2 separate regions of the Homo sapiens genome follow, and region 1 is linked to region 2. The links are chromatin contacts, found by Hi-C or POLR2A ChIA-PET in ENCODE. All regions are on one chromosome and are shown on one strand. Each heading gives the region's core, a stretch centred on a gene start or an enhancer-like site at or near the end of the contact. The rest is flanking DNA. Distances are from core to core; before and after follow the strand shown.

What was found. Hi-C counts contacts between places; a loop is a spot of excess contacts on that map. ChIA-PET counts read pairs that join two places held with the same protein, here RNA polymerase II (POLR2A). Pooled maps may share reads with other maps.
Region 1: a pooled map shows a loop between it and region 2 (1.9-fold over the local background). The contact joins two enhancer-like sites. A Hi-C loop is called at or near these places in 1 of 168 maps with a recorded cell type or tissue (astrocyte of the cerebellum) and 2 of 50 pooled maps. POLR2A ChIA-PET finds 5 or more read pairs at or near these places in 4 of 52 experiments (Caco-2, HepG2, MCF 10A and 1 more).

The regions. Positions count from the first base shown.
Region 1 is chr2:43,057,709-43,060,719 of GRCh38, reverse strand. No RefSeq gene overlaps it. Among named protein-coding and RNA genes, the nearest start is that of LINC01819, 20 kb to the right of the region's middle. Within about 2 kb of position 1,344, at least 15 of the 41 ENCODE cell types and tissues checked have a DNase peak (open chromatin) inside an H3K27ac peak, as active enhancers do.
Region 2 is chr2:42,999,262-43,001,961 of GRCh38, reverse strand. No RefSeq gene overlaps it. Among named protein-coding and RNA genes, the nearest start is that of LINC01819, 39 kb to the left of the region's middle. RefSeq lists enhancers at 596-1,377, 1,402-1,461. Within about 2 kb of position 1,326, at least 5 of the 41 ENCODE cell types and tissues checked have a DNase peak (open chromatin) inside an H3K27ac peak, as active enhancers do.

The sequences.
Region 1 (3,011 bases), core at 95-2,594, 59 kb before region 2:
CAGCCTGGCTCTTTGCTCTCCTACCTTATCCTGACCCACCTTGCCACATCTCTGGGGCCAGCCCTGCTCCTTATCTGGAGGCAACCCATCAGAGGAGTTAAAGGGTCAACTCTGGAATTGGAAAAGCTGGCCACTCACCAGCATGTGACCTTGGATAAGGCTTACACCCTCTCTGAGCCTCAGAGTACTCATCTACAAAGAGTGGTGAAAAATCTGTGTCAGAGGGTTCTTGCAAAGGTAAGTTGAGATAATGCCCATGAGGGCCAACACCTGGTACATGCTGGGGACTTGGTGAGTGTTACAGTCAATTTATCTTCCCTTTAGTCTACCTTTGAGCAAGATCAAACAGCCACTTTGCCCTCATACCTGGAATCCAGCCCTTCCTCTGGATCCCACGCCCCATGTGGCAGTTTTAAAACCTGGCCCCCAAATTCCAACACTCTTTCCATCTAGAGATCAGCAATTTTTTTTTTTTTTTTTTTTTTTTTTTTTTTGCTTTTTTATTTTGAGACGGAGTTTCGCTCTTGTTGCCCAGGCTAGAGTGTAATGGCGCGATCTCTGCTCACTGCAACCTCCACCTCCCGGGTTCAAGTGATTCTTCTGCCTCAGCCTCCCAAGTAGCTGGGATTACAGGCATGCACCACCACGCCAGGCTAATTTTTGTATTTTTAGTAGAGACGGGGTTTCTCCATGTTGGTCAGGCTGGTCTTGAACTCCCAACTTCAGGTGATTCGCCCGACTCAGCCTTCCAAAGTGCTGGGATCACAGGCGTGAACCACCACGCCCGGCCTAGAGGTCAATTTTATATCCCCTCCTGTTGAATCTGGAATATGTGACTGCTTCACATAATAGAATATGGCAAAAGTGATGCTGCTGCCAGCTCTGGGCCTAGGCTTTCAGAAACTGTCATCTTCTACTTCCTGTCTCTTGGGGTTTTCACTCTTGGAATCCAGCCACGGTACTGAGAGGGAGGGTGAGCAGCCTGTGGAGAGGCCCATGTGGAGAGGAACGGAGGCCCCAGCTCTCAGCCCTGGCTGAGCTCCCAGCCAGCAGCCAGTTCTCGCTGACTGCCTGAATCATCTTACAAGTGGGCCCTCAAGTCCGCAGATGAGCTGCCCTAGCTACCACCTTGCAGAGAAGAAACGAACCTTCCCACCATGCCCTGCCCAAACTGTAGATTCAGGAGCGAAATTAGTCATTGATGATATTTTAGGCCATTAAGTTTTGGAGTTACAAAGCCATAGTAACCTGAACATCTGCTAACTGGGTCCAGGACTGTTACTATTGCTCCACCTCCTCCTCTTCCTCCTCTCCGCCGTGTGCTTGAGTTGTGATGTGGGTTGTGGTGTGGTGGTTTAGTGGGTGGGCACCGAGCCACACTACCTGGGCTCAAATCCTGACTCTCACATATCAATTGTATGACTCTAAGGAAGCAACGTAGTCTCTCTGTGCCTCAGTTACCGTGTCTGTAAAATGGGGGTGAAAGTAGTACAGAATTGTTGGGAAGATTAAATGAACTAAGCAACATAAAGCACGTAGAAAAGCACCGGGCATGTGTACAATTATTCTGCCAAGCCAAGGCCCCAGCCCTCTTGGGTTCTGGGGTGCTGACTCCCTGGGGCCTCCATCATTTGAGATGATCCCTACCTGGCCATTTGAGGCCCCAGACTTCCCAGGTGCCACCAGCCTACCTCCCCGGACTATCACTCTTCCTGCTGGTGTCAGGCTTTGCCCATTAGGCCAGTCTTGCTCACTCCCATGACACTTCTGGCTCTGCCCCCTGGTCCTTCCCTGCACTGCTATAATTCTGACTTCCTTTTGGCTGGGCTGTTGGGGAAAAAGAGAGAGTGGTGAAGCGGAGGTGGACCCCCGCCATAGAGGGTGGTGCACTGGTGGGTGTGTTGGGGGAGCTTTAGTTCATAAACTTTACTGGGAAACAGAAGCCTTATCATCCACACATCTCTTGGGAAGACATTGATTTTCTTGCTGACATGAGTCCAGAGAGTAAGAAACACACTCACAATATGAGCAAGGCCTGCCGTGGAAAGCCAGAGAATTTTCACTAAATCTTTCTTAGGAATTGCAATGATAGCACGCAGCAGATTCCTGAGGAAGGTGGCGTTGCGTGTTAATTAGGTTTTGCCAGAGAAAAATGAACGTGCTCTAAGACACTTTCCCACGTATGTGTTCGTGCAGGTTGTGAGAACTCAGAAAAGCTTTGCATCCAGGCTGTGCCCAGGACTCAGATTTCACTAGCTCCAGGGGTTCTCTTTTGCAGTGAACACAGTGGCCTCCTCATTAGAGCTTTTCAAACCAGGGTGGGCACTGAGGAAGGGATTGAAAGTCCCCTGGGGCAGAGGGACCTTTGAAATGGGGAGCCACTGCCCCAGCCTGAGAAGCAGAGAACAGTGACCTGGGGGGGCGTCCATGGGGGTAGCCTGAGTTCCGGAGCTTGGTGGTCCCGCAGCGCTACTTAAAGGTCACTGCACCATCTCCAGTGATTCCCTGAGTCTGCCCTGCGGCTTCCAATTCCCCCAGTGGGCCTGGAAGAACGACCCACTTCATGCTGGGAAAGCCATGCTGATGCTGTTGACCTGCAGGAATAGAATTTGGAACCGTATCCCTCCCTCCATCCCCTCACAGGAGACAGAAAGCAGGGAGGATTGAGAGGATCTGGGCACGCGGGGGTTGCTCAGGAAGCAGGAGGGGGCTGGCTGCAGGGAGAGAGCAGCAGGAGTTCACCTGGGAGAGGAAGTATGTGAAGCAGGCTTGCCGCAGCACCACCTGGCCACCTGATCCCCCGGTGGAGTCTCAGGAATCCCATTTCTGGAGGTATTCAGGCCATGTTGAGTGTGTGGGGAGTGTGAGGCGGAGAGAGCCCTGAGTCAGAATCCACACCATGACACTCACTGTGGTGATGACAGCAGGCACATTCCGATAGGGACAATATTGATCAGTTCAGTAGTTCCTGACCTGTCTGGCTGCAGAGTTGAATCTCCTAGAGCCTTAAA
Region 2 (2,700 bases), core at 77-2,576:
AATGCACTGAATGGCACCCTGTTGCCCCCATTCCACTGTTCATTGTGCCTGACTCCCTACTTAATTTTTAAGACTTAAGTTAATTTCTTCAGGAAGCCTTCTCACCTCCCACTCAAGGCCAGGTTGGGTTCCCCTTCCCTGAGCACCCATGGTACCCTGAATCCACTTGTAAGAGCCCCCACCCTTCCTTGAGGTATGGATCTCCTTTCTTGCCTATAGTAGGACCTCTCCTACTAGACTGGGAGCTCTCTGAGGGGCAGGCACTGGGTCTGCTGTCCTTGTATTTGTGGAGGACAGCTCACAGTAGGTGCTCAGTTAGGGCTACCAAATTTAACAAATAAAAATACAAGATGCCCAGTTAATTCTGAATTTCAGATAAACAATGAATAGTAATAATAAAATAATAACAATGAATAGAAATATTGCATTATTTTATCTGTCAACCCAATGCCCAATAAATGTGGATTGCATTAATTCATAGGTGAATGAGCAAACAGCACAGAAAAAGAAACAGCAGTATATGTGGAAGAAAGCAAGAAAAATCAACTGGCCTGGAACCTAAGACTTGTCCAAAGATGTCACAGAGAGTAAAATGAGAAAAATCCAGTAGCCCGTGCCCAGAGCAGTTCCTCGTACCCAGTGAGTACTCCATCAGTAGTGACTGAGAGACTGAATGAATATTTTGCAGGAGGGAGGTGGTGTTGAATGCCAGAAAAAGTAGCAAGGATGTCAAAACAGAAATGGAGGGTGTGGTGGCGACAGTGGCTTTGGTCATGGGACATTTGAGGGAGTCAAGTGACCAGCAGGCTGCAGCCTCCAAGTCCCCAAAACTCAGATTCACAGAGTGGCCATGTCCTTATGAGAAATCAAGACTCTCCTCCCGGGCATTGTAGGGGTCTGTGCCTGCCTCGGCGCAGGTGCAGTTCAGCAGTGGACAGGGCAGCCCAGGCTCGAGAGGCCTTCCCAGGCCCACAGGCACAGCCACCCCCTCTAGCGGGACCTCCACTGTCAACCTTGGCCTGACTGGATGCCAGAGGATCACAATAAGTGCAGACCCCGGTTCTCCCCTCCCCATCACAGAGCAGAGGGAGCCACAGTTCCCTTGGGGCCCCTGGAAGCCCCCACCAGACTGGGCTTCCCCTGGAGCTCCGCATGCAGAACGTGGCCTTGGGGAGTTTCCCGAACCCTCTGAACCCTCTGAAACATGCGGCTGGGCTCCCAGGCCCCAGGCTGCCAGGCAGTGTTGTGGGGAGAGGGATGGTGTTGAGCTCCGGGGAGGAAACAGACCCCCATTGTCCCCCTGGGCCTGGCAGCACAAAGGGAGCCTGTGTCATGGCAGCAGATGTATGTGGCTGACTGTGGTGGACACCGGCCTAGGAGAAGCATACAGCCTGGGGACCCTGTCTGCTTCATGTCCCTCCAAGTGGGACCTGTGGGCTGGTTCTCTGTGCCTGAGGGATGGCATGTACGTGGGGCCACTGGCTATCTCCGACGGTGCACACCGTGTGTTCACACCAGGAGGTCTGAGTGCAGCAAGTGTATGCTTGCGTGTCTGCATGTGGCGATACACGTGTGCCTGGGCGAGTCTGCAAGTACGTAAGCATGTGGGTCTGTGAGTGTGCGCATCACATGGAGGGCAGGTGATGCTTCTGCGCACGTGGGAGCCCATGTGCCCAAACAGGCCGCCTTCCCCAAGAGCCTGGCCAAAAACGGCAGAACTGGCTGCCGAGCTTTCTTGGGAAAAAAAGTACCAAGATTGGGACCAAGGCTCTGTCCAAGGGAGACTCAGGCTGTGCACACACACATGCACACACACACACGCACACACACACAGTGGAGATGCTGCATTCTGCCTGGTACAGTGTTAGAGGGCAGGGCGGGGTGGGGCAGTGGAGGGGGGGTGGGTTCTCCTGTGGGGTGAGGGCCGCCCAGATGCTCCTGGGGTTTTGGGTGTGGCTGCCTCCTTCACTTAGCCTCTCCTTGTCTCTGGCCTTGGCTTCCTTTCTGCTTCCTAGCGTCCTGAACGATCAGGAACCTCTTTCGGGTTGGGGACCCTCACACAAGTAGTGGTGGGGTAGAAGGGCAGGAATGGCTGTGGTCTTCCAGGTTCAGGACATGCCCCAAGAGCTGAGCTGCCTAGTATGGCCTTGCATCCCTCCCACCCCAACCCCCAGTGAATTGGATCCCACCCACTCAGCCTGCACTTCCAGCCTTACCAGAATCAGGAAATGAGATTTCAACTCCATTCAACTAAATCCAACAAATATTTACAGAGGATCTTCTAAGCAGTAGGTTCTGTAAAGCTGGGAGGGGCAGGGAGAGGCCCTTTTCTGGGCCCTGCCTCCTGGGATGACTCCAGGTTCAAGACAACAAGGCCTTCCCTACGGCTTTGCTCCCTACGGACACCCACAGCTGCTGCCTGCACCCAGCACCCACACCCCTGCCCACTGGCCATGATTAGAGGCCCTGTCCATGAGGGATGCATGGAGGAGCCTCTCAGGGATAATGCCTACTGCACTGGTTCCCCCCTCGCCCCTCCAGGGGTTGCCGTATCCCCTGCGCCCTTTAGGAGATGGTGCAAGATGCTGAGGAACTCAGAAGCTTGGGTTTCCTTCTGATTATATTACTCTCCACAAAGACGGCTCCTCTGCCTTCAGAGTCCCACCCAGCAGGTGGGACTCTGGGGCTTTTGAAAATGGG